7 separate regions of the Mus musculus genome follow, and all the other regions are linked to region 5. A link is a loop called in an ENCODE intact Hi-C map of the cell type or tissue named here. Cell type or tissue: heart. All regions are shown on one strand.

Region 1 (4,000 bases), 110 kb before region 5:
GTGGGGAGTCCCGTGTGGACCCTTGCGGGTGTTGGGCAAGACTCTGCTGGCAAGGTAGCCCGGGGCTCGAGTCTCGAGTCGAGCGGAAGGGACTTGTGCCCCAGATCAGGCCCGGGTAGCCTGCTTCCCTATGTACCGCAGTCTCGAGTTCCGCGCGATTGGATTGGGGCAGGCACTGTGGTCCACTCACCAGAGGTCTTAGGGTCCCGTGGGGAGTCCTGTGTGGACCCTTGCGGGTGTTGGGCAAGACTCTGCTGGCAAGGTAGCCCGGGGCTCGAGTCTCGAGTCAACCATTTTTCTAAAGTGCAATTTTAGGGGTCAAGCTTTAACAGGCAAGCCTTTGCAGAGCATTTGAGATCCAAACTATTATACCCCAACGGATTTGCCCTTCAGAACCCATGGTGAGATTTACTCCTCTTTATGACGTTGTATAGTGATAGTATACACAATCTGTCTATGTTTCTAGGTAGGGCCTAGGGGAGGTGATCAGGATTAGAGGAAGTCACTAGTATTGAGCCCTCATAACTGAATGTTGCTGCCTTTTGAAGAAGAGACTAGAACACACACACACACACACACACACACACACACACACACACACACTCCTTGTCTTTTGCCATATGATACCTTATGAGATGGCGAGACTGAGTATGAAGGTTATCACCCAATGTGGCGCCTTGACCATGTTATCTCAAGAAGTGTGAGTCAAAATGGACCTCCTCCCAGCGTTCCTAGCCTGAGGTGTTGTGTTACTATATGTGTTTCCACTCTATGTAGAAATACACTGTGACCTTGAGCACAAGAATAGGATGTAGGCAGAGACACCACAGAAACTGCCAAGTGACCAGCCCTGGGGATTGTGCTGCCTTCAAAAGACCCAAAGCATCGCCAAGAGCAAGAATTACTGTGTAGGGCCTCTGTAGAACCCTTTGCTATAGGGAGGACCTTGCTTTCATGCTGAGTACCCAGCTCTAGCTGCAGGCTATCCCACATAGGTAGACCTGTCTGATGGCTGGCAGAGTACAGGTACCCAGATATCTGTCATGGGATGAGGATTCTGCCTGGAAGGGCCACAGAGCATCGATTCTGAAGACCATGGGTCAACACTTCCTCTGCCTGACCACCCTGCCACCTGTGTCCACAGGCTATTTTTCTAAAATAACACGTTTGGCCCTTAGCTTCTTCATCCATACTATGGGAGATATTAATAATATCTGCCTCACAGGGATGTTAAGCTCGAATCCAGTGCTCAAAAACAGTATGTGGCTCATGGTAGGTGCTAAGTAAGGAAACAGTATCATTACTGTTCTAAGGGAGGACAAGCTGACACAATGGTGTACCTTTGGGTAGTATCAGGAGTGACTCTGCTGGGGACTCAGATAGGATTCCCATGGATATCAGGGAAACGAAAAAGTTTATACTGGATTTCAAGAGCCCACGGCCCTGTGCTGGTGTCCTCTCAGTACAGGAGGGCAAGTAGTTTCCCCCTAGAGAAGATAGCTTGGCAGACAGCAGGAGTTAGCACAAAGGTGACAGTGCCAGGAAGGGAACATGTGCTGGGGAGCTGACCAGGCTTGTTGTTGGCCACATGCCAGACCCCTTGAGATTGCTCAAAATAGCTTAGGGGGGCCGGTTCAAGGGCTGGAAAGTCCCGTGTTAGCAGGAGGTGGCAGGGTTAGGCTTAGTCTCTTGTGTGGAAAGAGCTCTGATGGCAGACAGTTGGTTTGAGTCCCAACCCTGACAGTAACTAAACTTAAACTATCGGGAAGGCTAGTTCATGTTATCCATCACTGAGCATGTGGACAGATTTAGTGTATTGATGAATAAGCTTCACATCTTAGCATTTGCATGAGAAAGGGAGTATGACCTCTAAAGCTAACATAGACAAGCCCCACCAGCATCTCAGCTACCCAATGTATTGTAACCACTCAGTTTATTGGTTCACAGAGAAACGGACTGCATTTGTTGATACAAACTGATGCTGTTATCATGCAGTGAGATGTTCTGGTGAAGTGAATGTAGCTGGCTCTGCCCTGGACAAAGATGAGATCCTTTAAGGGTGCGATGTCACCTCTTGAAGCTTTCCTTCCACAAGACCAGTGCCTTTTGATTCAGTGCTCTCTCACAAAGCTCAAATGTTAACTATCCAATTGTAGATGTGTAAACTGTTTTAGATTGGATACTAAATACTTGAAAAGATCATGATTTAGTGTTGACAAATTGTCACATAAGGAAAGATATTGATTTGGACATTAGAACTTAGGAGTGTGTTAATGCAAGTTCGAAGCCAGCCTGGTCTACAAAATGAGTTTCAGGACAGCCAGGGCTATACAGGGAAACCTGCCTCGAAAAACAAAACAAAAACAAAAACAAAAAAACAAAAAAGAGTGTGTTAATGCTACACATTCTTTGTGTGTTAATGTCTAGTTTACGGGTGTACCTGTGTGTGCTTACGTGTGTTTAAATGCAGGAGGAAGTCAGAGGTTGTTGTCCGGTATCTTTCTCTATCACTCTTCATCTTACTTTTGGAGACAAGGTCTCTCTCTCTCTCTCTCTCTCTCTCTCTCTCTCTCTCTCTCTCTCTCTCTCTCTCTCTCTCCCCTCCCTTTTCTCCTCATCTTCCTCTTTCCCCCTCCTCCTCTCCCTTTCTCCTTCCCCCCTCCTCTTCTTCTCCCCTCCTCCTCCCCCTTCTTTCCCCCTGTCCTCTGACTCTCTATGAACCATTTTTGCTAGACTGACTATCCAGCATACCTTCAGGATCCCCCTGTCCCTGACCTCCAGCTCCAGAGTTACAGACATCACCACCATTCACAGCTTTTACGTGGGTGCTGGGAACCAGGTTCAGGTTCTCACGCTTACACAGCAAGTACTTTGCTGACTGAGTCAGCACCCTAGCCTAGCTATATATTCTCATTAGGCGTCTGATTACTTTTAAATTTAAAGCACGTTCTTACTATCTCCATTCAGGAAAGCCTTTAAAAAATTTAAATAGCTCAACAATTTATTTATTTTATTTATGTATTTGTTTTATCTTATGATCATTAATTTTATGAAATGGTTATCTTTTTTTATTTTTCACTGTTTATAAATGGCTATCTTTAAAAATTGTGTGTGTGTGTGTGCATGTGAGTGCAGTTGGCCAAAGAAACCAGAAGGAAGTGTCAGGTGCCCTGGAGCCAGAGTTATAGGCAGTTGTGTGCTACTTATCAAGGGTGTTGGGAACTGAAATTAAGTCCTCTAGAAAGGTATCTTTAGGGCCTGAGAAACATCAAATAGGAATCTCCTGTTGCTTTTGTGCCCAAGGTAGGTCTTCAAGAGGTCACGACTCATGGGTCCGTTGCTTGTCAGAGTGAAACAGCTGATCAGGAAAAGCTTTGCCTTGGTTTATGTTTTCAGAGGTGTCAGCCCATGGTCCTGTTTCTCATGGGACAGTGATGGGAGTGGTAAGCAGAGGAAGACGCTCACCTCTTGCAGCTGAAAATCCCAAGACAGAGAAGGGTCCCCCCAAATCAATGACCTAATTTCCTTCTACTGGACCCCCACTTCACAAAGATCTCACAATAACCTCCAGTAGTACCACAGACAGGAGACCAGACCCTCAATACACAGCCTTTGAGGGATGCATATTCAGATTATGTCACCCAGAACAATCAATAGAAGGGGCTTGTTCCACGTTTGGAAGCCATTCCTTAAGAACCCCTAGCAAGTCTTTGATGTTGTGTTACTGGTAGCCAGACAACTAAACAAACCAACCCAGTCTTAGTATACATTCATCATTTAGTCAGTAATGCCTAGGTGGTCTTTGGCTATCATGCTAACACTTCTGAAGTGGTGATAGAGGATTAGAAGCTCAAGGCCAGCTTTGGCTACGTAGTGAGTTCAAAACCTGCTAGGACGCTATTAGGCTCTGTCTCAAGGTTAAAAAAAGAAAAAGTGGAAATAAAACTTCCCCCAACCCCCAGTTTGCAGCTGGTTCCCTCCTCCCCATTGAACAGACTGC
Region 2 (4,000 bases), 600 kb before region 5:
TGGAACTCACTTTGTAGGCCAGGCTGGCCTCGAACTCAGAAATCCACCTGCCTCTGCCTCCAGAGTTGTTGGGATTAAAGGCGTGCACCACCACGCCCCGGCACCTCTGACCCTCTTAAAAGGATCAGGGCTCTGCAGACTTTTCTGCATGCGTCTCCATATTCAGTCAGGCGTCCATCCTGGCTTTCTGACACTTCTTCTCTTGTGAAGTAGTTCTGTGAGGCTTGGGTGTCTGTCCTGTTGGAAGAAACAGCATCGAGAGGGACCTTCAAGTCAAAGAAGGGGCGACTGTGACATATTGGGACATCTTCAGGGATGTAGTCAGGAAGTGCTCATGGCAGCCTTTGGGTTCTGTAGTATGTACGGGAAGTGGGAGCATGTGCAAGTGCCTGCATGTCTGTCTGTGTGTAGTTTCCTAGTCTTTTGCTTAATCCAATGCTATTTCTCTCTCCGTGATCAGCTTTCTCTGGACTCTTGGCCTCTCTACTATAAAGCCTACAGTTGCTTTGCCTATGTAGGCCCCACTCCAAGCTCAGCAGTGGCTCAGAGCTCAGCTCCCTGTGAACTCAGCCCCATCCTCCTGGCAATCTGGGTCCAATCATAAGCCCTGCTATCATTTCCTCTGTTAGTTTTTGAATGTAAAGATCTGAGGATTTTTAGTCTAATCTATCTTTAGATTTTTTAAAAAAAAGATTTATTTATTTATAGTGTATACAATGTTCTGTATGCATTTATGCCTGCACACCAGAAGAGGGCACCAGATCTCATTATAGATGATTGTGAGCCACCATGTGGTTGCTGGGAATTGAACTCAGAACCTCTGGAAGAGCAGTCCGTGCTCTTAACCGCTGAGCCTTCTGTCCAGCCCTAATCTGATGTATCTATCGTACAGTGAACATGTTTTGGACTCATCAGTTTTATGTGAATGCAGTACTAATTGGTATCATTTCTAGTTACTCCTGACTTCTGTCCTGAGCTCTTCATGTAGACTGCCTCCCTCAGCTGCCCCAACTTACCTGCTTTCTCCTTTTCTGTCTATTTCTTTGTGTTTTGAGACAAGGTGTCACTGTGGTCCAGCCTGGATGGGAATTCTTTTGTAGGCCTTAAGATTGTGATAATCCTCATGTGTCAGCTTCCTAAGTGCTGGAATGATAATTATGAGCCACTATGTCTGGCTTCATCTTTGACATGTTGTTTTCTGGGAACTGAGGATCAAACATGTGCTTCCCACATCCCAGGCAATTACTATACCAGTGAGCTGTGTCTGTAGCCCTCAGCCCTTTTCATGGAGAAGGAAATGATTGAAGAAGGGCAGTAAGTAACTGTGACAGGTGACAGAGCACAAGGACCAAGGTTTGATGGGGGATTTCTCCATCTGGCCTGCACCCTGTTCCCCACCCCCTTGCTTTTCCACTTCAGCCTCTAGTTATTGGCTGCTTCCAATGACCATCTTCACTTCACTTACTTTCCCAGCTAAACTATCATCTTTGTGAAATGGGAGAACTAACCAGTAGGATCAGGGATCCACCTAGACAGAGAATTTCCTCAGTTGTCTCTATAGTGTCTCAGAGCTAAGTGACCATGCCAGAACCCTTGGGAACAAGGAGAGATTGAGACTGACTTCCTGCCCTCTTGGTCTCTCAAGTTGGGTTTTCCAGTGGCCTAAAGCTTAGCCCAGACCAGCTCTTTTGAGCTGTCATTCATATAAGCTGTCTTAAAAGAGAAGTAGCAGGCTGTGCATCACACTTAGCCCAAGGCCAGCATATGCTGAGATGTTCAATACAGCTTTGCTTTTACTTTCCCATACAGACTACCTCAGCTACTTTTAGCTTAAAACTGAAGCCAGAGGTCATCAGAGCTGATTTGTTTTTTCCTCAAGTTCGAATCCAGGGTGAGGTGACAGAACTGCAGTACATTGTGACTAATAGGTTGGAAGCCCATGGGACAGATGACACTGACAAAAGAAAGAGTGAACAGTAAAAAGGAACCTTCACATTTTAAATAAAAATGAAACGACACGCTTCAACTTTGTAGAAATGATTCCCACAGTCTGTGCTTGTGTCCACCCGAGCATGCCCAATCACATATGATCTTGGAAGCTAGGCAGGCTCCGGCTTAGTTAGTACTAGGATGGGAGACCATCCCCATGGAGGGCATAACCTGGACCATAATATTAAGTGATTCCATTCTGGCAGATGTCTGTTCCCTCTCCTGCCATTTGTCTTACGTTGACTGCTGCTCTTTCATGTTGGCCTCTGGGAGGCACTGTTTCCCCTCTAAATGTGGACCAGAAGGCAAGACTCAGCAATCACAGTGCTGGGCTCTGGCTGCTAGACTTGAACCAGAGCAGCTGTGAATGACGTCACTGTTGGTCATCTGCTGTACACGCCAGGTTCATCTTCGGCTTGCGAGGAGTGTCTCTTGTTGACCGTTACTGGACTTTGTGAAGACTGGCTTTTTATTCCTGTCATGTAAAAGTCATTTGCCAGCCGTGTTGCTAAGGGCTGTCGTAAAATTTCTCAACCAAGTCCAGAGAGGGAGATAGCTAGTGTTCTAGCTTGCTTTTCCATTGCTGTAATCAGCACCTTGACTTCTGAGGGAAGCCAAGGCAGGAGAACCTGGAGGCCGGAACTGAAATACAAACCTGTGTACTGGTCTTTCCCCTCTGGCTTGCTCAGTTCATACCTTTCTTATATAACCCAAGCCCACCTGCCCAAAGATGTTACTGTCTCTGGTGGTCTGGGCTCTTCTACGGGGATTAGCAATTAAGCAAATGTCCCACAGACATGCTCACAGGCCAGTAATTTTAAAATTGAGTTTCTCTTTTGCAGGGTATGGCTAAATTTGGGTCAAATTGATAAAAACTGTCTATAACAGGTAGATAGCTGATTCCTCAAGACTCAGCCAAGGGACAAGGCACGGGAAACAGTCTTCACGGCCTTCCCAAGGGTTCCAGGGCCTTTAGTGTTTTGGTTTGAAGTAGAAAGGGATGCTTTCTTCCTTTCAGGGAAACTGTGGCAGTCCTGACCCCTCAGTAAATGAGGCTTGGCTTGCGTATACATTCGAATTTACTATGAAGTAAATTTGTATCTCACTCATACACTTGCTGGAAAGCAGCCAGTAGTCGCAGTAAAATTCAATTAGCTAATTCGTTAAATTAGAATGTTTACATTTTTATTTTCAAGATTCAGCATTTAGTGTAGGATCCCAGATCTTCCTTCACTCAACTCAGTTGTGCTCCGAACAAATTCGGATTTAACGGATGTTTGGCAGGACTAAGGCCCAATCTTCCGTTTTAAAAACTTGGTTCATTAAACCTTAGTTTATAATGAATCCTAACACTAATGAATCTTTATAAAGAAGCTAGGAAAGGCTTCTCATTCGTCGGTTTCCTAATGGCTTTCTTTGATCTAACCTGTGTCAATGTGTTGTTTCTTCTGGGATCAGAGTCTGTATCATTGTGTCTGTCTTTTATTACATTTTTCTCCAATAAAAAGTTATACTTAGTTACTGGGCTTTTGTTAAGTCTTTATTTGTGTGTGTGGTCTGTGTGTACGTATTAGCGTGGGTGTTTACACATGCTAAAGGTAGACTTAGGTTATCTTTTAACCTGTTGCTTTCTACTGATTTCTTTGTTTGTTTGTTTGTTTGGTTGGTTGTTTTTTGAGAAAGGGTTTCTCTGTGTAGCCCTGGCTGCCCTGGAACTCACTCTGTAGACCAGGCTGGCCCTTGAACTCAGAGATCCGCCTTGCTCTGCCTTCCAAGTGCTGGGATTAAAGGTGTGCGCCACCACTGCCCGGCTCTGCTTATTTCCTAATTTTAATTTTACTTTTATGTGTATGGGTGTTTACTGTGCACTTCTGTCTGTGTACTGCATTCGTGCTTGGTGCCCTCAGAGGCCAAAAGAGGCCAGTGGATCTCTTGAAACTGGAATTACACATGTTTTGGGGCTACTGTTGTAGGTGCTAGGAATAGAACCCTGAGCTATTTGGAAGCTTAG
Region 3 (4,000 bases), 340 kb before region 5:
CAAATGAGCTGGGTCCTCCCACCATCGATTGTTAATCAAGGAAAGGCTGCCACGGACTTGTCTACAGTCTGGTGGAGGCAGTGTCCCAATCTGAGGGAGGCAGCCCCTCAATTCTAGTTTGCTCTTCCCAGATGATTTTAGCTTGTCTCAAGTTGAGGGAAAAAACTCTAATCATCACACTATGTTATGTTCTAAATGTTTCTTTTGTCTTATGTGTATGATGTTTTACGTGTGTGTTTGTGCACCACACGCACGCCCAATGCCTGTGGAGGCCACAAGAGGGAGTTGGATTCCCTGGAACTGGAGTTACAGATGGTGGTGGGTGTTTGAAATTGAGAACCTGGGTCCTCTGGAAAAGCAGTCAGTGTTCTTAACAACCAAACCATCTCTCTATCCCACAAAGTGTGTTTTAAAAGGCTTCCACTTAATGAAGGTGTGGATTTCAAAAGTTTGGGGGGGTGTTGGAGTAGGGGGGGAACAAAGACTTATTTACATTACTTAAGCACTTCAAAGTTTGATATTTAAACTAGGTTAAGAGATCAAAAAGACCAATCTAGACTGCACACGTAAAGATGGGAGTCACTGTGGCCCATATCCATGCTCCATTCGAGGTGAGATTCTGCAGTTCTTCTGAGCAGGTAATGGAATCTATAGAAGTAGTTTATTAACTGCCACATGGCTCAGCTGACACTTATTAAGGTTCAGGCCTGTGAATGGTACATTCTAGAGCCAGGCAAGTTAAAGACACGAAGCAGCCTAAATCGGAGCTGCTGCTGCTAGCTGAACCACAGATCTGAGCAATACAGGAAGTAGATAGCTGTGTCAGGGTGAGGGCATGGTGACAGGCACCAAGTGTGGAACAAGACCTAACCTCTACCCAGGGCTGACTCTATGTCACACCAAGTCACTTCATCTTGATGACAGCACTGCTATAGGGTTGTAGATAATAGGAGCACTGCTGGCTTCTGTTAGTCACAGGCACAAGGGACATCTCAGCCAAAGTCCTGCAGATCATTGGATAAAGACCACGATAGACAAAGCCAACTCCCTTTACAGACCTTCTCCACCGGGGTTTCTCAGGAGGGACTGATACTGTCACTAGACAGAAGTTCACAGCACTTAGCTTAGCTTTTGGATGTGAAAAAAGCCGGAAGCAGAGCGTAAACAGCAGGGTCTGGGGTCCCATCACATGCGTGCTGAGCTGGATTTGGACCTCAGATTCAATCCTCTTATCCCCCCCTAGGAAGTACTGAAGGCATGAAGAATCCACAGACTTACAGTGTGTCCAACGTGGCACTGGCTTCTGCCACCACTGGGATTGCTGCCAACGTCTTCTCAGGTGGCCTTTCAGCAGGCCTTGATTATCTTGGAAGCCCTGGTTAACGAAGCCGTGGGGATCAGGTTCCGTCTTACCTGTGTCTGTGCCTCTTGCATCTGTTTTCCTACTCACATCCAATGAGAGGAAGACAGGAGTCTCAAGAGAATAAGGAGGGTGTTCTTCCACATTAGTGACAAATGTCTCCTCACGTCTCAGCTGGAATACCTTAGGCACCTATGTCTGAGCCATCCTCCAGCAAGAGTACGGGATTGCTCTGACTGGCTGGAACTAACCAGGCCCCGCCCAGGAGCTGCAGCTAGAGCTAGTGTTTCCTCAGCTGCTCACCTCCTCTGCCTCTGGTTTACTGTTGCTGTTTCAGCACTAGAGGGTGACTTAAGCTCAGGTTTGCCCTAACTCTGCTCTTGTAGTGTTTAGAAAGAATGATGAGAGTGCTCTATCCCACAAGCTTCTACCCTAGGCCAGTGTCATCCTACCTCTCTCTTCTGCAGTCACTGGGCTGTGGTTAGAATAGGGTGGCATTCCAACTCTGCTCCACACCAGGCAGAGACCAGCCTCAAAGTCCTATAGATGATTTGACACTTCTCTTCCCCCAAGCAATGGTTTTCTTTGTGTTATGCTTCTTTGGTGGGGAACAGGCAGGGGATGGACAGGAGACTTCCCGGTCTGTAGTGCTGGAGCACTGGCTCACACCTGGAGCCTACATCCTACCAAGAATGGTACAGCGAATAGTCAAGTTCAAGGATCACATGGCTGCCTGCTGTTGAGGAAGACTGTTGGCCCCAAACTGCAAACTTCTTCCATTAATGTATCTTTTTTTTTCTTTCACTGTATTAAAGAAAACTAGGCCCTGCTGTCACATCTATTTTCTTTTGCTCTTAGGAAGTTAGGTCGGAATGTGAGTAGCTATGAATATCATAGGGAGATGACTGCTGGATGGTGTTTCTCATCTGGCTTGCTCTGTTCATGGCAAGATCTACTCTTCATATTTAAAGCGTTTGAGCATTGACACAACACAGGGAGAGAGCCATAGGGACACAGAAATAGGATGAGAGTGATGTACCTACCAGCCAAGGAAGGTCAAGGGTTGCCAGGAAACAAGCCAGATGAGAGAATCTCCCTCACAACCCTCAGAAGGGTCCAGCTCTGTCATTGCATCCCAATGTCTAGTTCAGCCAGTGGCAACACATTTCTCTGTTGAAGACACCTCGGTTCAGGTGATATGTTATTACAGCAGAGGGGACCAGCACAGCTGTGTGCAGGCTCTGTACTTCAGTGTGGCCGAGAAGGATTCTATCTCATTACTGAATTTGTTCTTCAGCTGTGTTGATCCAGCTGTCCCCAGCCATTTGTAGTTTCAGACTTAAGATCCATGACAAGTTTGCTTTCAGAATAGTCTGTCTTTATTCCACACATAGAACAAATTGGTGTTTCTTTGCCTATCTGATGCTTTTATTTCAAGCTGGATTAGAGGGATTAGATAGAATTAGGTCTAGTTGGGGTTTACATATTAAATGTACCAGATAAGATTTTACTCATCGATGAGTAACAGGAATCACAATGAAGTATGATTTATGTAAGTATTTTATTTTTTAAGTTATGAATTTAAAAGTGTATAAAAGTGAATCTAGAGTTGGCATTTAGGGTCCTGGCTTCTTTCATCTTAGTATCCTATAATTCTGAGCACACAGACATCATCGTTTTTGGAGGCAAGATGGCTGCTTCACTTCATTGCATTGGACATTCTTGGCTATGAGAAAGAATGCAGAGTTTAAAAGGGAAGAATGGATGTCTATGTTATGCAGTCTCTGATTGAATATGACAAAGGTTCAAGATGTTTGAAAGATGAAGTTTATGGCTCATATTAATGACTGAGCCATCTCCTGATCCCATAAACACATACTCTTAGTATATGTTTCTGGCTCTTCTTTAAATCAAAATAGAAACTCCATTGGAGGAAAAGATCATGTTTTTAGTTAGCACAAAATTAGTATGTAGCCAAACTTTTGGCTACTCTGTGGATTCTTCTTCCTTCCACCTTTCTTCATCCTTCTTCATCCTTCTTCAATCCCCTAACACTAGATGGGAGAGGGAAAAAGATAGAGGGGGAAAGATGTGACCATTAGACTAATTCCTTCTGACTAGGGCTGTCCAGTTCCTTGATCTTCACCATCAGAGTATCTAATTTCATTTTCTTCCCATTTCTTCTTTACTCCTGACTACTTAACAAACTGCATCCAACACCAACCAACAGCAACCAACCAACAACCAGCAACCCACCACCTCTCAGGGCTCTAGCATTTATATACCTTCTGAAGATTCCTCGGGATTCCAAATGCCTCACACTCACATAAACTATCTGCAGCTGGCAAAACCATGCCTCTGCTAGAGCACAAGGCAATCACAGTCAGCTGCTGTGGACAATCTGAAGCAGCCCCTATCCTATGCCTGGGATTAAAACAGACACATGTTCTTATAATATTTCTGTATTAAAAAAAAACAAAATTCTGATTACAGTAGTAGATTTCCATGTGGCTTTTTCTTTCTTTCTTTTTTTTTTTAAAGATTTATTTATTTATTTATTTATTTATTTATTTATTATATGTAAGTACACTGTAGCTATCTTCAGATGCACCAGAAAAGGTCATCAGATCTCATTACAGG
Region 4 (4,000 bases), 490 kb before region 5:
CTCACTTTGTAGACCAGGCTGGCCTCGAACTCAGAAATCCACCTGCCTCTGCCTCCCGAGTGCTGGGATTAAAGGCATGTGCCACCACACCTGGCTCTCTGATATCGTTTTTGTTGAGTGTGTTTACCTCAGAAAGAAACCCTTAACTCTTCTACTTGTATAAAAAGTTATGTTCCCATATTTCTTTTTAATAGTATGACGTTTCCCCTCTTCTTAGCTTCAGGCATGAAGTAACGTGAGACTGCCTTACTGCAGCTCCTCTCCCTATAACATTAGTTTTGGACACCTGATACATTACCCACTGCAAACTTTCTTCAAAACAAAAATATCATTTTACTTTGGTTTTTGTGGAAACTTGTCTCCCCCCACACTCTGCCCCGTTTTGGAGCCTTCTCTAATTCTTTCATTATTTACTTTGCCACGCAAGATCATTTCTTGTAGAAGTGAGAAAGATTCCAGTAAAATTCTGGGAAAGCTCTGTCAGCAAGATAGGATCAGGGAAATGAAAACATTGTATCTCAAGTCGCCACATTTCCCCATTTCTACACTAGGGTAAGCCTTAGTCAGTGGACAAGAATATCCTAGTGTCACTGCCGTGGTGACTTTTCCTTGTCGCTCAGGATTGGGAAGCAGGGCATATTAATTAATGTATTTCTCTACTAGAGTAGCACCAGGAATAGCAGCTGAAGGCGGAGATACCATCCATAGTCTCTGTGTAGATAGGCTAGACAGCTTAAAGAGGTTGCTATCTATAAGAAAGCCAAGTGATGTTTGTGACATAAATTATGGTTATGATTATTGACAGCAGAAAACAATTTGTAAAACATTTATTTAGATAGATGAAGGCCCAGTGGCTACATGATCCGATCAGATTTCCCATCAGACTTGTCGGCTCACAATTGTCTATAACTCTAGTTTCAGTGGATCTGATGCCCTCTTTTGGCAAAATACCCATACACATAAAACAGGAAGTTTTACTAGCTTATGTGAGCTTTTGGTGTATAGACTCCTGGTCTGACTTGCTTGCTTATCCACTTCTAAAGGAAGAAATGAGAAGTTCCCTTAGTCATTAAGCAAAGTTTCAGTCAATGGCTACTGTACTGATTTTCTGCTAAATTCTATTCCCTTAATTATCAGAAATAAAGGGAAATGGGATTATGCTGAGTGGGTTGTGTTAGTAGCAACATATCTGCAGAACTGCATAGCCTTTACAGTGTGGTGAAGGCGAGGGTAGATGTTGGAGGAACAGTCATGGTGGGCTCCAGAAGTCAGTATTTGAAGCTAAAAAGGTTTACAGGAGAGTTCTGTGAGTTCAAGGTCAGCCTACATGACATGGTCTTACCATGTCCAAAAAAAAAAAAAAGTATGCTTCATTTTAGTTTTGAGTAATTCTGCCAAATTTTACTTCAAAAAGAATCTAGGTAAGTAGATATTTTTTTCTTACATTACATATTAATGTTTTTGTTACCTTAATTTTATGTGGTGAGCTGGCGTGTAGCTGCTGGTAACCAAAACCAGGTCTAGGAGAGCAGTCAGTGCTCCTTACCACTGAACAAGCTCTCCAGTCCTTAGCTAAGATTAATATATTTTCTTTATTATATAATTTATAATTATAAAATTTGTAGTACATTATAATTTATTATATGTTAGTAAATTTTATTTCAGTTTATCTGAACTCTTTGATTTACACTTTCTTGGCTATTCCTCATGTTAGCAGTATTTTTACATCTTTAAAATCTGTTTTTGTATGTTCAGTGGCTATCTAAATTCTTATGAGTTAAATATATAAAAGGCTTTGAAAACAGAGATCAAAGCATATTTGGTCTTGAATATTGGAGAGTTTTCTCTGTAGATATTTTTTTCTACCCCTAAAAATAAAGGGAAATGTCAAATGCAGGTAATATTTGTATATAATATGATTACATCATATTGTTATGGGTCAAATATTAATACAGAGAAATGCAGTCTAGTCAGAAGAAAGAAAGGACAGAGCCCAATTCCTCTCTTGGGTCTTGGGCAGAAAATAGGATGAAAATAAGCACTTCTGGACTGAAGGATGATGTCACTGCTGCACTGAAGGATGATGTCACTGCTGCACTGAAGAGATGATGTCACTGCTGCACTGAAGAGATGATGTCACTGCTGCACTGAAGAGATGATGTCACTGCTGCACTGAAGAGATAATGTCACTGCTGCAGGACTGGGCAGAAGTTACTGAAGAAGAGTTAATTACTGCAGCTGGCTCTGTCCTGGACAGCTGTATTCTGCCAAAGCATATTCCAGGAGGTGGCAGCAAAGTTCTACTCACAGAAGCCATATCCACCCCAAGGGGGAAAGTTACAATTTGTGATGAGTTTTATACAAGTTAGTGTCTGTTCCCTTTTGTCCATGCATCAGAAAAAATGGTCAGTTTCTATTTTGAATTATATTTAATCACGTGTGTATGTACACGTGTGTGAGTCTGTGTGTGGGTATGTACATGTGTATGTGTGTGTGTGCCCGTGGACATGAGTGGCATCAGAACCTCTTCAGTTGGAGTTAGAGGTACTAGGAACCTAACTCACTGGGCTATCTCTGCAGAACTCTTTTCAGTATGTTGATGCTTTTGATTTTTCTCAGGGCACAGTGTGGTAAGGTGAAGTTAACCACCTGAGTCATGGGATGGTCCAGGGGATACTGTAATGGCATCAGAAAGACCCACCAGTGCAGGGGTGCTCCCTGGCAAGGACTGAGAGCACACTTCATCCAGGCTCAAGAGTTCTGAGTACAAGATGAAGGGTTGGCACGGTTAGGAAAGTCAATTCCTTCCCAAAATGAAGCTGGGGGGTGGGGTGGGAGGGGGAAAGGGGGGGTGCCTGAAGGCAGAGTGACAGGGATGCTGAGCAGACCATGTGAGAGTACCAGTCTTACCAGGCTGTGAACATCTTCAGACCTGACTGGAGACATGGAAGCAGAGGTAGAATGTAAGTTGGTCCTTATAGTGAATGGACACTGGAAAGAGAATCCACGCTGACCATGGCTCTCTCCCTGGACTGTTAGTTTGTACAATGTAGCCTCAACTTTGAAGGCAGTTAGCAAATACAGCTGTCACCTGTCCACCAAGAGTCTCAATTTTAAAAAATGCACAGCAGAAGTTTTTTTCCATGTCCTAAAACAAAAGTCTGGAAAAACAAGACACTGATGACACCTGCATGGGGGTGTGGGGTGGAAAAAGAGGGAAGTGTCTGTAATATGGAGACTGGAGGGTTTTAAACCATGGTTAAAACATATTTCTATGGCTGTTCCTGACAGCTACTCCTGTCCCAAGCAGAAGAGTGTTCGGTCCTTTGAGTGAAGGAAAGTGCAAAAGGCATTTCCGAAGTTAAAATGTTCATTATGTGTAGACTATACAGGGAACGACTGTCTCTTGTGCACTGGCTCTTGAATGTCCTGATTCTTCAGGGAGGACTCTGGCACTAAGCCACACTCCTCACATGTAGACATATGTCTTGACCTGGCCTTGCAGAGGGGTTTTGCAAAGAGGATTAGACTCAGAGTTTTAAGAAATACTTACTTTTAGTTTTTGTATATGGGTGCTGTGCCTGCACGTGTGTATGTGTGCCGTATTCACACCTGGGGCCCACAGAGCCCAGAAGAGGGCGTTAGATCCCTTGAGACTGGAGCTATAGACAGTTGTTTGTCACCACACGGTGCTGGAAATTGAACCCAAGTCCTCTGTAAGAACAACAAGCCATCTCTCCAGTCCCCATCCCACCCCATTATTAAAAAGTGATTAATGTTGCTAGGATAAGCCTGAGAAACTTTAAAGTTGTGTGCTTATTAGACATGGGCTTCTCTGTCTCTAGCTACCATTCCAGCTTCTCCTCTAAAAACACGGAAGGGGAAATTGAATCTGCACTGAAACGGAGAAAGGTTCCTTTTAAGTCTCCTGAAGGGTTGAAAGCACTTGCCAGCAATCCCTAACTATTTTATTTGGAAGGAATGTGTGTGTCTTCCCTTT
Region 5 (4,000 bases):
GTCTCTGAAACAGCAGCCACCTGGCTCTGGGGGAGGGGATTGAGCAATGCTTGTCTCTCAGCAGAAAACAGCTGAACAGTAAGACTAGAGAATCAACCAATCAAGCATGCGCCAATCAGTCAATCAATCAATCAATCAATCAATCAGTCAGTCAGCTAGTCAGTAAATCATCTTATTCGAGCTTCTTGTTAGGATTAATCCGTTTTTGCTTTTGATTTGCCAGCTTTTGATTTTGAACAGAGATGTTCAAAAATATTAAGGAAATAAATAAATACATACATAAATACATAAATAAATGGATAAAGGGGCAAAATCAATTCAGCAAACAAAATCTATCCATTAGCCAAGTGCATGTTTTCTAGGCTTCCTGAATGGGTTCCCTTCCGCATCCGTTTGTAAACATCTATCCTTTGAGGACCAGGGAACTACCTTTGGCAGCAATCCAGCTGAGAAGGCTATTGCACTTTCATATCTAAGGGCTCCTCTCTCAAGAGGGCTGCGCCACGGAAGCCGAATGTTCCAGAAAGATCCGCAGGCAGGTCTCCAGACCTTGCAGATCCCGGAGCAGAAAGGTTCTCTCAGACATTAGCATGTAGGGAAAACACCATCAGGCTATTGGCTCAGCTGGGAAACTTTCCCATAAACTGTCTTATCCTCTGAGAGCCCCAGGGAAGCTTCTAGCTTCTTTTCAAGGAGTTGTGACTTTCCTTGAGTGGGGGTGGGGAGGCACATTTACAGGAACCCAGGCAATTCAAGAGGGGAAACACACGGACTAAAGCTTGAATCTCCAATCAGCTTGTACTAGGAGGCTTCGGGGCATTCTTGGATAAACAGACCGGACTACTCTCTTGGGTTACTCTCCCCCGCCCACCCTCAGACCCCGAGTATAGTCCCGAATCCATAGTCCTTATTGGGCTACGTTCTTCCTGGACAAAAACCTAGGTACCCAACTCCAGAAGGTGGTGCCTGGTTTCATCTCTGCAGCCCGCGGGTCGGCTTGGCTTGAATGCCCAAGGTCGTGGTTGCAAGTAGTCCCTAGACCCGGGTGAGATAGATAGACAGACCCGGATGGGGCAAAAGGGGGTGTGTATCCTACTTTTACCCAAGTTACTAGTTTCATACAGAGGGCCACAGTTTTGGAAGGCTCTTGGCCACAGTAGACCTGCAATCTTCAAACAATGATCATAAGCTTGACCCTAACCTGGGCCGCTGCCCCTGTGACTTGTTTGTGCCGCATCATCCCTGAGCCTAAGTAAAAGGGACGCCCGGAGTTCCAGAGACCTCTAAGTCCCAGAGCGCTAACCAGTCGGGTTGAGCGCACTCCATGATGAAGCCCTCCTAGCAGCAGCTTTGTCGGACCCCTGCCTGGCCTCTGTATCCCACGTCCGGACAAACCACTGGCAAGAAGTGATGTCTGGGGCTGTAGCAGGTGCTCCCCGGAGACCCCAGCAAAGGAGAAACCACAGAAACCTTTCCTCTCCGTGCGGAATTCTGTGTTCTAAGGCGCCAGCTAGCCGGCCACCTGTTTCACAGAGAACGAATTTGTGGGGGGCCCAGGATGCCACAGCAAAGACCCAGACGTCCCTCCCTTCCAGGACTGCCAAAACCGCACACCTCAAATCTAAGTGCGCACACCCCTGCAGACCTACCACCCTCCAGTGGTGGCTTATTTCTTGGTGTCGCCCCTCTTCCCATCAGCCGGACCCTGTGCTGCCTCCCCCATGCCCCGCTCTTCCTAGGACCGCGCCAAGTACCTGCGGTGAAGATGCAGAGGGCGATGAGCACCTTGCAGACCATATTACTCTGGTGCTCGGTACCGAGCTGGATGCGACTAGAGAAGAGTTTCCTGGGTCTGACCAAGTGCTTCGGGGCACCGGCAGCTCCTCTTCGGACCGGGTGGGCTACGGGAGGAGCGGGGACGCCAGGCGCGACGAGTCCAGGCAGCTTCGGTGTCTGGCGGCGCAAGGCGAAGTGGAGGTGGCGCGGAGAGTCAGCTGTGTGCCCTGCGGCGCCAGGCGCACTTCTGCTCCATCCCAGCTGCCTGAGCCCAGGGCCCGCCTGCGCCGTCGCCAAACCCCTCCCACCCGGCCCTCCTGCGAGGACAGGGCCACCCCCTGGCCTTCTCTCTCCTGGCGCACAGGTCCCAGGAGTCCCGGCCCAGAGCGGCCTCTGCTGGACAGCGGGAGCTAGACTTGAGCTTTTAGTGGATTCAGCCACAGCTCAGGGAGCTTTGCACTGTCCTGGAAGCTAAGGCAAAACAAAGTGTGAGTGGGTCCCTGCCGTTAGGTCGCTTATGAAAACTCCTTACCCTTAGAGAGGCGACCTCGAGGTCACCTCAGAGAATCAACACATTTCTTTCCAAGTATGGGATGAAGACCTTTTCCCTTCATTTCTGCAAACAGCCTTCTGTGTACATTAAACTCTCACCGCACTTCCTGGTGCCTATTCAACTTCCTAGCCAGAAGAAATACCACTATCAGGTGATATATATGATCCCCAGATAACTGAACCAGCCGTCTGATTAGTTACTATGCTAAAGTTCCTTCTACTAACCCAGAGACATAAACCTTACTATTTCCCAGGTAAGAAATCAAAGGCATTAGAAATTAAGGAATGTGTCATGTTCATATAGTTTGTAAGAATTGTTTGTACATCAGGCCTATGAAAACAATGTAATAATAATAATAAAATAAGTTTTATGTAATAATAATTAGTGCTAATAAACAATAATAACAGATAACAATAATTTCTGAGAAATGGCAATAGGCTATGTGTTGGACAATGTACATTCACATACTACCCAAGTCATTTACTTCCCGTAGTATCCTCATACAGGCAAGTATCCTCATTTTCTGGGTAGGAAGTAACTTTAAGTTTAAGTGCTTGCCCAGGCCTTATAGTTAGGGAAGGGTAATCAGATCTTTTTCACCGGGGGCTCCTTCTCCATATTGAATGCCTCCCCAAAGATCAGGGCTTCTCCAAAGTGGAGTCAGACCTGGCCTTTCATTTCATTCTTTTTGCGCCCCCTGCACCTCAGACATTCATAGTCCTCATACGGGCTGCATGCCACATCCTTCAGCTTGGTGCAGTCTGAACCTGGTGGCCCCTGGTCACTAGAGCTGACAGTTGTAAGAGAAAAGGGACCCTTCCTAAGGCATTGGAACATTTGGTGCCCTCAGCAGCTCTGCAGAACTGTTTTCCTGTCGTTTGGTGTGTCGTCTTCCATCTTGTAACAGGACCCGCTCTCTCTCAGCCTGGGTTCATCACTTTAGCAGCAGCCAGGCCAATTCTCAGCCTCACCTCGCCAGCACCACTCCCAGATCTTGGCAGTACTTTCGCAATAGACTACACTGGGCTCATAATTGTCCTTCTTCTCTATACATGTACTGATTCCTGTCGGTATAGGAAGCAAACGATACTGCAAGCAAAAGCTGAACTGCCTCTCCTGCTTCCCTGGTTAGAAGAACTGGCAGACGCAGAGTCTTAAACACATTCCCGGAAGCCTTCTGGCCTCATGTCCTTCCCGTGTCTAGCCAACCTGTGTGATTAGGAAGCTTGTGGACATCTGGGCTTTGCTTGTCACAGAGTCTGCAACCACACATGGATAGAGCTTGGTAGTGACACTCTTTAAGGCTGGTGCTCTTCTTTTTAATTTTTAAAAAAAAAGTTTATTTAATTTTTTTTATTCCCCTCCCAGCCCACCCTCTGACTGTGCCCCATCCCATACCTCCTCCCCATCCCCCTGTCTCCAGGAGGATGTCACCACCTCCCCCTCCCCTCCACCAGATCTCTAAACTCCCTGGGGCCTCCAGTCTCTTGAGAGTTAGGTGCATACAGTCCTCTGCTGTATACATGTTGGGTCCCTCATATCAGCTCATGTATGCTGCCTAGTTGGTGGTCCAGTGTCTGAGAGATCTCAGGGGTCCAGGTTAGTTGAGACTGCTGGTCTTCCTACAGGGTCGCCCTCCTTCTCAACTTCTTCCAGGCTTTCCCTAATTCA
Region 6 (4,000 bases), 62 kb before region 5:
TGGAAATTGTAAACATCATTTGTCAGATTACCTTTGGCTGGTCTACTTCAACAGTGGTGCTTGTGGTGCCTGCTATTAGCAGGGCACCCAGGTATCAAAACAATATGGGGAAGGAAAGAGAGAGGGAGGAGGAGGGAGGGAGGAGGAGAAAGAGAGGGAGGGAGGGAGGGGGAGGGAGGGAGGGAGGGAGAGAGAGAGAGAGAGAGAGAGAGAGAGAGAGAGAGAGAGAGAGAGAGATTGCTTCGCATCCAAGAAGTCTTTCCAAAAATTCAGCTCTTTTCCTTCCTGAATGTAGATCTTTAATATCTCCCCTTGGCCTTGCTGTGTGCAAAGCCCTCTGCTCTTAGGGCATCAGGCTTCGCTTCATATACATTGTCCATTTGTCAAATGTGCTATAGACTGGGGCAGGCAAGCAAGTCAAATGGACAAGTGAAATACTGAGACAAGGTACTCATTTTATTTATTTATTTATTATTATTATTATTATTACTTAGACAGGATCTCAGTAAGTAGCCTTGGCTAGCCTGAAACAATGTAGACCAGGCCAGCCTTGAACTCACAGAGATTTGTCTGCCTCTACCTCTTGGGAGCATTAGGATGTCATCCTTTAGTTTTCTTCCTTCCTCTCTAACGGCCTCCTAAACTTCAGGTTTGAAGAGAGCACCACGATGCTATGCTTAGAACCTGATGAGCTCCACCTTCTAAGGACATCTAAGTGAGAGCTAGGCTTGTCACTGGCTTGCATGCTCCAGGCTAGAAGTACAGAAGCAACATTTGTAGCTTAGGGGGTGTGGACCTCAAGGCCAGATCTCCTGAGTCACGTGATTCCCCTTGTTGAAGCTCAGTTCCCCTAAGTATTAACCTTCTTTCTGACAAAAGTTATTTCTCTGGGAATATCCAGCTTTTTCCGAGATGGAACTGAGGGGAAGGTGGAAGCTGTGGATTGAACCTGTGTTCAGCACAACCCTCCTTGTTAGCAGGGATACAGGAAAGGCCTTGTGTTGTAGTTTTTTGGGTCCTCAACACTGTCACGGATATGCAGGCCACCCAAAGGAAGTGGGAACCATGATACCGTCGCGTCCCTGGGTAAAGAATGGAAACCCAGTCATCGCCAGGCTACCAACACATGTGCACACTTACAGCTTGCACAAAGTTGTAACTTGCAGAAGACTGGAGTGAGGCTAATCTTATTTCCAGCCGTGCTATGCCTTTGCTGTGCTTCCTGAAGTCTGAGTGCTAGAAAACAAATCCTTGGTGTAGCTGTGTTGGGAGGTGGGACCTTTGATGCTGGCATTGTGGGTTAGTGATGGTGTGGGTGGGTTTCCGGTGAATACATACGTTTGGCTGCAGTCCTCTCAAGATCCCTTCTAGCATGTACCTGCATGCATATGCAGATGTGTGAATATGTGCGTGTGTGCATGTGCACATGTGCTGTCACCCAATCGCCCTCCACCATGGGGAAGACCCTCCCTCTGTCACCCGTTCCCCCTCCACCATGGGGAGGACCCTCCCTCAGATGCCAGCACCTCCACTGTGGCCTCTCCAGCCTCCTGAACTGAAGCAAAGCACTGGCTCTTTATAAATGACCCAGGCTGTGGCACTCTGTTGTAGCAGCGCAAAGCAGATGTAGATAAGGTATTGTCAAGGTAGCCTATTAATATTGCAGGGGTGAATCCCATTTGAGAAAAATTGCCCATAATGAAGTAAATCAGCTGCGATCAATAGGCAAGATCATGCTTTATTTAAGAGGTGCCGTGGGTAATGAATTTTCATCAAACACTTCAAGTGACAAGGGAAATGGCCTGTTTGAAGAAACTCTGTGACAAATCCTCATTTAATGTAGTTAATCACCTCCCAATTTGTTACCTGTGCCAGAAGCGTTCAGACTTTTAATTTCCCCTAAAATCCCTGCCTCTCTTCTGCCTTTGTTACCTAACAACCCTCACGATTCCAGAAAGATAACAGCTACTTTCTCAGAGTTTGAATTTGTGCCTAAAATGATTTTAGTTATTACTCAAGCACACACAACCACACAAACATCTTGTGTGCCCCATGTATGCACGGGGGTACGTGTGTGGGGTACCTGGTAGAAGTCGACCTAAGGTATCAGTCGGAAGATCCCCCACAAGATCAATTAGTGTGCTTTCTTGAGACACGGTCACTTACTGGATCTAGAGCTTGTCCATTAGCCAAGGGTAGATGGCAAGCAAGCCCCAAATATCCACTGGTCTGTAACTCCTCAGCTCTGGACTTACAAGAGCACAGCACTGTAGCCAGCCATTTTATGTAGGTTCTGGGTATTGAACTGAGGTCTCCTTGATTCTCAGAGACTTGCACTTTAACCCAGTGAGCTTTTGCCTCAGCCTCCAATGCTCCACTTGTTAACCAGCCCCCAACTGCTGTCACCATGAGTGTCTCTCAAGCACCTGGAGCCCAGGCTCCTCTGCTAATGACCCCTTCGCACTGCCAGCTGGAAGGAGTCGCCGGAGCTGCTGCTGGAACACAGCATACTCTGATAGAGTCTTTGGGACCCATCACAATGTGATTCTGTATCCGTGGCCGACACAAGCTATTAGACACATCAGTCTGGAAGGACAGATTCTGGCAACGTGAGCTAAACTGGAGAAATTTTGGAAGCTATATAAAAACTGGCTCCGTTCATAGCTCAACCCAAAGAATAACTTTGCTTTGGGTATACTTAGAATTTCTAAGTACTGTGGCTTAGTTCAAAAAGGGAAGAAAGAAAAAAGAACTGCCCGTATTCAGTCTTCTGTACCGCTTTGCCTCTTGTATTCTCATGTTCCCTCTGGCACTAGTGGGATTATGGGGTGACACCCTCATCCCTGTGTAATCCAAGGCAGAGTTTCACAGACATCTGAGGTATCTTTATGTGAAAAGCACTTCCAGGTCTGAGTACGCAGCCTCTGTTCCCTGCTGCCTTTCAGGGGTTTGTGTTGATACAAACCAAATCCCCTGAGCACCCTTTACTTCAGCCATAATCCTTTCCCCCTTTTCAAGTTCTAATCCAAAGTTTGCAAGAGGCAAAACTGTGGTTTGTGTCCAGAGGTTTATGACTTCCAGGGGTGTTTCAGGTCTTTAGTGAAGATCATCGTTTTTTCCCCCTATAGACAGGGAGTTATAGACGAGAGGAGTTCTTACGGGAACTCCTTTGCAGCAGGGTGAAATAAATCAGTAACCCCCCTCCCTTCTCTCCTTTCCCCTCTCCCTAAACAATTCAGAAAGGAAGGAATATTTGGGCCCAGCTCAGCTGCACAAATTCCTCATATCATCACTCATCGAGGGCAATGACTGGCTCGTTCTTTTAGGTTGTGGGATAGACACAGGTCCTCTGGTAGGGACTCTGATAGCCAGGCTATCAACATGTTCAGAGGCTGTTTCAGGAGGACAGATACTCATCTTATGCTGAAAGATCCTTCCCTAGTTAGGCCTCGGCAGGCTAGGCAGGAGCTCTGTGGCTGGGTACAGTTGAGGCTGTAATTGCATTCACAGCTCTTCGTTCCAGAAAATCTACCTTTTTCTGAGTCCTTATCAAATAATGATGTATAGAAAGGCCAAAATTATTCTTTCCAAGATCAGAAATGGCATTTCTATTTGCTGTGTAATTGAATCAAGAGCACTTCACTTTGGTCTCCTATCTCATAAGCCTGTTCTTTGCCTCTCTATCCAAGCGAGAAATAGCAAACTACATAAGACACGAACAAACTTTCTTTAAGGATGCAGAGATCAGTTCTGCCTTGACGTGTGGAATGTGCCTGGTGTTAATTTGGTTTCCATTTCACAGCAATAAAGTGAAGCTCAGTTTGGGTGAAGATGACTGAACGAGGCAATGAGAGGAAAAATCTCTAAAATGATAATAAGCAAGGCCAACCCTCCCGTCTCCTCACCACGTGAGCCCATGTCTTGCTATGCCAGCCACAGACAGGACATTTCTTCTTGGATGGCATTTTATCAACAAATTCAACACATCAACTGAGTATCT
Region 7 (4,000 bases), 430 kb before region 5:
TAAATGGCAGGGCTGAGATTATAATCTAGAATTTTCAATTCAGTTTTTGAAGGAGTTTTCTCTGCATTAATCTCTTTTATTTTAGAAAGCTATATATGTTCTCTTATTATTTTTAAAAATTGTTTAGCTACTATTCACTGTTTAAATGTTAGTAAGGGATCCTGACTTGTACTGAAAACAAGAGAATCGTCTGTGGCTTAGTGTTTTCCCTTATCTCCTTGTATATATTGCCACGATAAAAACTCCCACTGCCGGGATTCTAACTTAGTTGTTCACCTGTGGAAGTCAGAGGACAACTTGCTGGAGTGGGGTTTCTCCTTCCAGCATGTTGGTTCCAGGGATTGAACTCAGGTCCTCAGGCCTGGTGGCAAGTCTTTACCCACTGAGTCATCTCATTGGCTCTTTTAGTCAGTTTATTTTATTGTATTTATGTATTTTATTAATGCTGTTATAGTTGACATTTTTATTTTTTGATGCTTTTGTTAATGTAAGATTCTCCTTTCAGTGTATTGAAAATGTTTCCCGGCAGAATTGTCCAATATGCTTGGAGGTGAGTGTGGAATATTTTTTCACTTTGGAAATCTCCTGTTTTGAATTTGAAGTACTTTGTTAGTGTCTTTATGTAAACACTAATAACTTTCTTTCCTCGTAGGACATTCACACCTCCCGTGTTGTTGCTCACGTCTTGCCGTGTGGGCATCTCCTACATAGGTAAGCAGATGATGTTCTTCCTGCTCGAGGTGTGTGCACATCATGGAACTTTCCTTTTACTAAAACGTGCTCTGTTTTCTTTCAGAACGTGTTATGAAGAAATGTTGAAAGAGTGAGTTTTTGATGGATTTAAAAGCTTACAGTTTAAGATTTGTTTTCTGGGAGAGGGTGGTGGGGTGGGCAGACATGATGGCCAGGTCCACTGTGTGGGTGTGGTAGATACACAGATGGTGGTGAGGAGAGAGGTGACTGCTGTTTAGTTGGGCGTGGGGTCTTGGAGAACAGGACTGCACTCTGCTCCCATGTCCCTATTGTGCCTCCTTCCTCCCACAGCTCGAGGCAGCAAACCCTCTTGTTTTCCATCCACATATACTGGGAAAGCGCAGAGGAATAGGGTCCAAATTTTATCAATTCAGTATATTGATCCAGCAGGGAACTGTAGAGAAAACCAGTCAATTTTCTATAAGACTGGAACTACAGTACGATGAGAACTAGGAAAGAGTGGAAAGGTGCTTCGATTCCACTGATGAATGAACAGAAAATTAATACCTAGACAGGGAGCAACTTTTGAAAAATTTTAGAGAGGAAGTAGTACTATGATTGGGATAAGTTTTAGAAAAACCATTTCTTTGCATCAGTGTCCTAAGAAATTAAATTGCTTAGCTAATGAATAGTTTTATTGGTAATTTTAGGGAAAGACATAGTCCTACAAAGAATATTGACTACTTCTCTATTTTAGAGAGTTAAGGATAAAGATGTGCCGGGTGTTGGTGGTGCACACCTTTAATCCCAGCACTCGGGAGGCCTAGGCAGGAGGATTTCTGAGTTCGAGGCCAGCCTGGTCTACAGAGTGAGTTCCAGGACAGCCAGGGTTACACAGAGAAACCCTGTCTCGAAAAAACCAAAGGGGGGAAAAAAAGGATAAAGACATATGATTTAAAAGTATCATAAGATGCTAAATGTAATATTTGGTTTTTTTAGAATAGATTTTTCAGTTTCCTGAGACATTAACTTGAATTTTAGACTAATACTCTGGAGATTTACGTGCTAGTGAGCTGTGTCTTCTTAGTGAGCCTGAGTTGATGCGGATCCCACTTACTATCTCTTGCAGAGGTTACAGATGCCCATTGTGTATGCATTCTGCCTTAGACATGACTCGGTACTGGAGACAACTAGATACTGAGGTAGCACAGACTCCCATGCCATCCGAATACCAGAACGTGACTGTTGACGTAAGTAGAATCCATGCTGAGAACTTTTTAGGTTTCTTGGTGATATCCTTTCTTACTTTTGCCTCTTTGCTTAGATTCTAAAAATTACTGCTTTGACCTAGTGCCATTTTAATTAATTAAAGCAGGGAGAAATGATTTAAGTAAATTTTTTTATATTGATATCAGACCAGGGTAGGAAAAGCCCTAAGAATACCTCTGTGTGGTTTCTCTCAACACTAGGTGGCAGGCAAATACTTCATTATGAATTTTTGGCAGCTTACTTGCTAGAGTCAGAAGTGGATCATTGATGTTTTATTTTATTTGGCCTCATTTAAATTTTCAAAATTCTCTTTCAAGAGACTGTATTTGCTGTGTTTTGAAAACTACCTTTGGGTTTTAATGTTTACTGCCCTTTATATTCTGTTGCAGACTTCATTTCGTCTCAATTAGATTATCCTTTGACATACAGAAAAATGAGAGGGTTGCTTTGTAGCTTATTTTCAGCATAGTATTGAGTTTAAATCAGAGTTGGAAAATAATAGCTTTTGGATGTCTGAATAACATTTGGACATACAAATGTTCTAAATGTCTACAAATACTTCAGAACACAAGGATGAAACAAAGCCAAATAATTATTCTAATATTGGATATGTACCTCAGTAGGAGGGAGGTAGTGAGTGCAAGGGTCTAGATTTGATCCTAGCACCATAAAACAAAACCAAAAACCTTTCTGGCTTATTTACTCTGGAAACTTCCAGAATTAAAGTTGAATTGTTGCTAAGGACAATGGAAGATTCCCTTAGATAGTATCTGATAGTTGTGATGTTCACTGGAGGCTGAAGTTTACTGTGTTCGTGTAGATGCTTGCTTTGAATAATAGCTTTATGAAGGTATACCTCACATACATTGGAGCTCATTCCTTAAACGTGTACAAGGCACTGACTTAGTGTATTTATGGAGTGTGCAAACAGCACCACAATATTAGAATATTTTGCATTTATAAAGAAACCCTATGCTAAGGAGTGAGACAATGGCTCATTTGGTAGTGTGTCTGACCTCCAAGCCCAATGACCTGAGTTTGGATTTTTTTTTTAAGATTTATTTATGTGTATGAGTACACTGTAGCTGTACAGATGGTTGTGAGCCTTCATGTGGTTGTTGGGCTCAGGTCAACCCTGCTCACTCTGGTTGGCCCAGCTTATTCCGGCCCAAAGATTTAAATAAGTACACTGTAGCTGTCTTCAGACTCGACAGAAGAGGGCGTCAGGTCTCATTATGGATGGGATTTGAACTCAGGACCTTCAGAAGAGAAGTCAGTGCTCTTACCTGCTGAGCCATCTCACCAGCCCCAAGAGTCCTTTTCTAAATTGTGCTAAGACTGCTGCATAGTTATATATTGATCTATTTGCAGATGAACACTTGCCTTCTGGGAATCTTAGCATCAGAAAAGGTTGAGTCCTTGTTATCTTAGGGATATACAATAGACTCTGACTTCAGAACTTTGATTTAGAAAGTTTTGTTTTTGAATTCATTGCTGAGGCATAATAAGCCTAAAAATTAAGCAAAATATTCCAATTTGTAGAAATTTCAGTTTTATTAATTAAGGTAAATTCTGAGTGCCAGTGAAAATAATGAAATCATCGTGTGTGTTATTTTGTTTTTTAAATATTAAGTGTTTGCCTAATGATAAGTATAAGATCTGAATATATCCATGTTAATTTGCTTGCTTGTATTATGTATACTTTTAGGAGCTATTTTAAGTTGAGTGTTCTGAGCTCAGATTCACATTTTCATTTTATGAATTCAAAGCCATCCTAATAACCTTTAAAATACTCACTGGAGAAAAGACATTTTCACTTCAAAAATGCTTAGACATACGTGTATTTTCACATCTTTCATATGACTTTCAAGTGATTGTTAATCAGGCAGTGTCACTTGTAGTTACAAGGCTTAAAACTTTTCCTCTTCATTTTTCAGATTCTCTGCAATGACTGTAATGGACGATCCACAGTCCAGTTCCATATCTTAGGCATGAAATGTAAGCTTTGTGACTCCTACAATACTGCCCAAGCTGGAGG

Evidence for each region. Hi-C counts contacts between places; a loop is a spot of excess contacts. Peaks named below come from ENCODE experiments on the same cell type or tissue, not always from the same donor. Only the 100,000 strongest peaks of a DNase experiment are listed, where the experiment ranks them.
Region 1: a loop joins it to region 5, with 2.2 times the contacts of the local background. A loop is called at or near these places in 4 of 42 quality-filtered maps.
Region 2: it touches region 5 in a loop (5-fold over the local background); 4 of 42 quality-filtered maps call a loop at or near these places.
Region 3: a loop joins it to region 5, with 9 times the contacts of the local background. A loop is called at or near these places in 20 of 42 quality-filtered maps.
Region 4: it touches region 5 in a loop (6-fold over the local background); 5 of 42 quality-filtered maps call a loop at or near these places.
Region 6: a loop joins it to region 5, with 2.7 times the contacts of the local background. A loop is called at or near these places in 4 of 42 quality-filtered maps.
Region 7: a loop joins it to region 5, with 14 times the contacts of the local background. A loop is called at or near these places in 16 of 42 quality-filtered maps.

The regions. Positions count from the first base shown.
Region 1 is chr5:91,627,252-91,631,251 of GRCm38, reverse strand. No RefSeq gene overlaps it. Among named protein-coding and RNA genes, the nearest start is that of Gm36222, 79 kb to the left of the region's middle. In heart, no CTCF peak of the experiment used is centred here; a DNase peak (open chromatin) is centred at 1,571; H3K27ac peaks cover 2,138 bases.
Region 2 is chr5:92,116,344-92,120,343 of GRCm38, reverse strand. It overlaps a transcript of G3bp2 not described here. Among named protein-coding and RNA genes, the nearest start is that of Uso1, 20 kb to the left of the region's middle. In heart, CTCF peaks have their summits at 740 (motif pointing right) and 2,251; a DNase peak (open chromatin) is centred at 2,343.
Region 3 is chr5:91,859,311-91,863,310 of GRCm38, reverse strand. Gm36357 (a long non-coding RNA gene) reads right to left here and starts at 1,570. Exons shown (of 3, transcript XR_389335.3): 1 at 1,414-1,570. In heart, a CTCF peak has its summit at 1,700; no DNase peak of the experiment used is centred here.
Region 4 is chr5:92,001,496-92,005,495 of GRCm38, reverse strand. No RefSeq gene overlaps it. Among named protein-coding and RNA genes, the nearest start is that of Gm46915, 14 kb to the left of the region's middle. In heart, a CTCF peak has its summit at 2,284 (motif pointing right); no DNase peak of the experiment used is centred here.
Region 5 is chr5:91,515,712-91,519,711 of GRCm38, reverse strand. It overlaps Parm1 (prostate androgen-regulated mucin-like protein 1), which reads right to left and starts at 2,012. Exons shown (of 4, transcript NM_145562.2): 1 at 1,755-2,012. The coding sequence starts at 1,797. In heart, a CTCF peak has its summit at 2,172 (motif pointing left); DNase peaks (open chromatin) are centred at 551 and 2,081; H3K4me3 peaks cover 2,383 bases; H3K27ac peaks cover 1,919 bases.
Region 6 is chr5:91,577,597-91,581,596 of GRCm38, reverse strand. All of the region lies in intron 1 of Parm1 (prostate androgen-regulated mucin-like protein 1), which reads right to left. Among named protein-coding and RNA genes, the nearest start is that of Parm1, 62 kb to the right of the region's middle. In heart, no CTCF peak of the experiment used is centred here; a DNase peak (open chromatin) is centred at 2,456; H3K27ac peaks cover 316 bases.
Region 7 is chr5:91,949,764-91,953,763 of GRCm38, reverse strand. It overlaps Rchy1 (ring finger and CHY zinc finger domain containing 1), which reads left to right. Exons shown (of 9, transcript NM_026557.4): 5 at 506-550; 6 at 653-711; 7 at 797-823; 8 at 1,823-1,943; 9 at 3,900-4,000. Among named protein-coding and RNA genes, the nearest start is that of Rchy1, 11 kb to the left of the region's middle. In heart, a CTCF peak has its summit at 2,161 (motif pointing right); no DNase peak of the experiment used is centred here.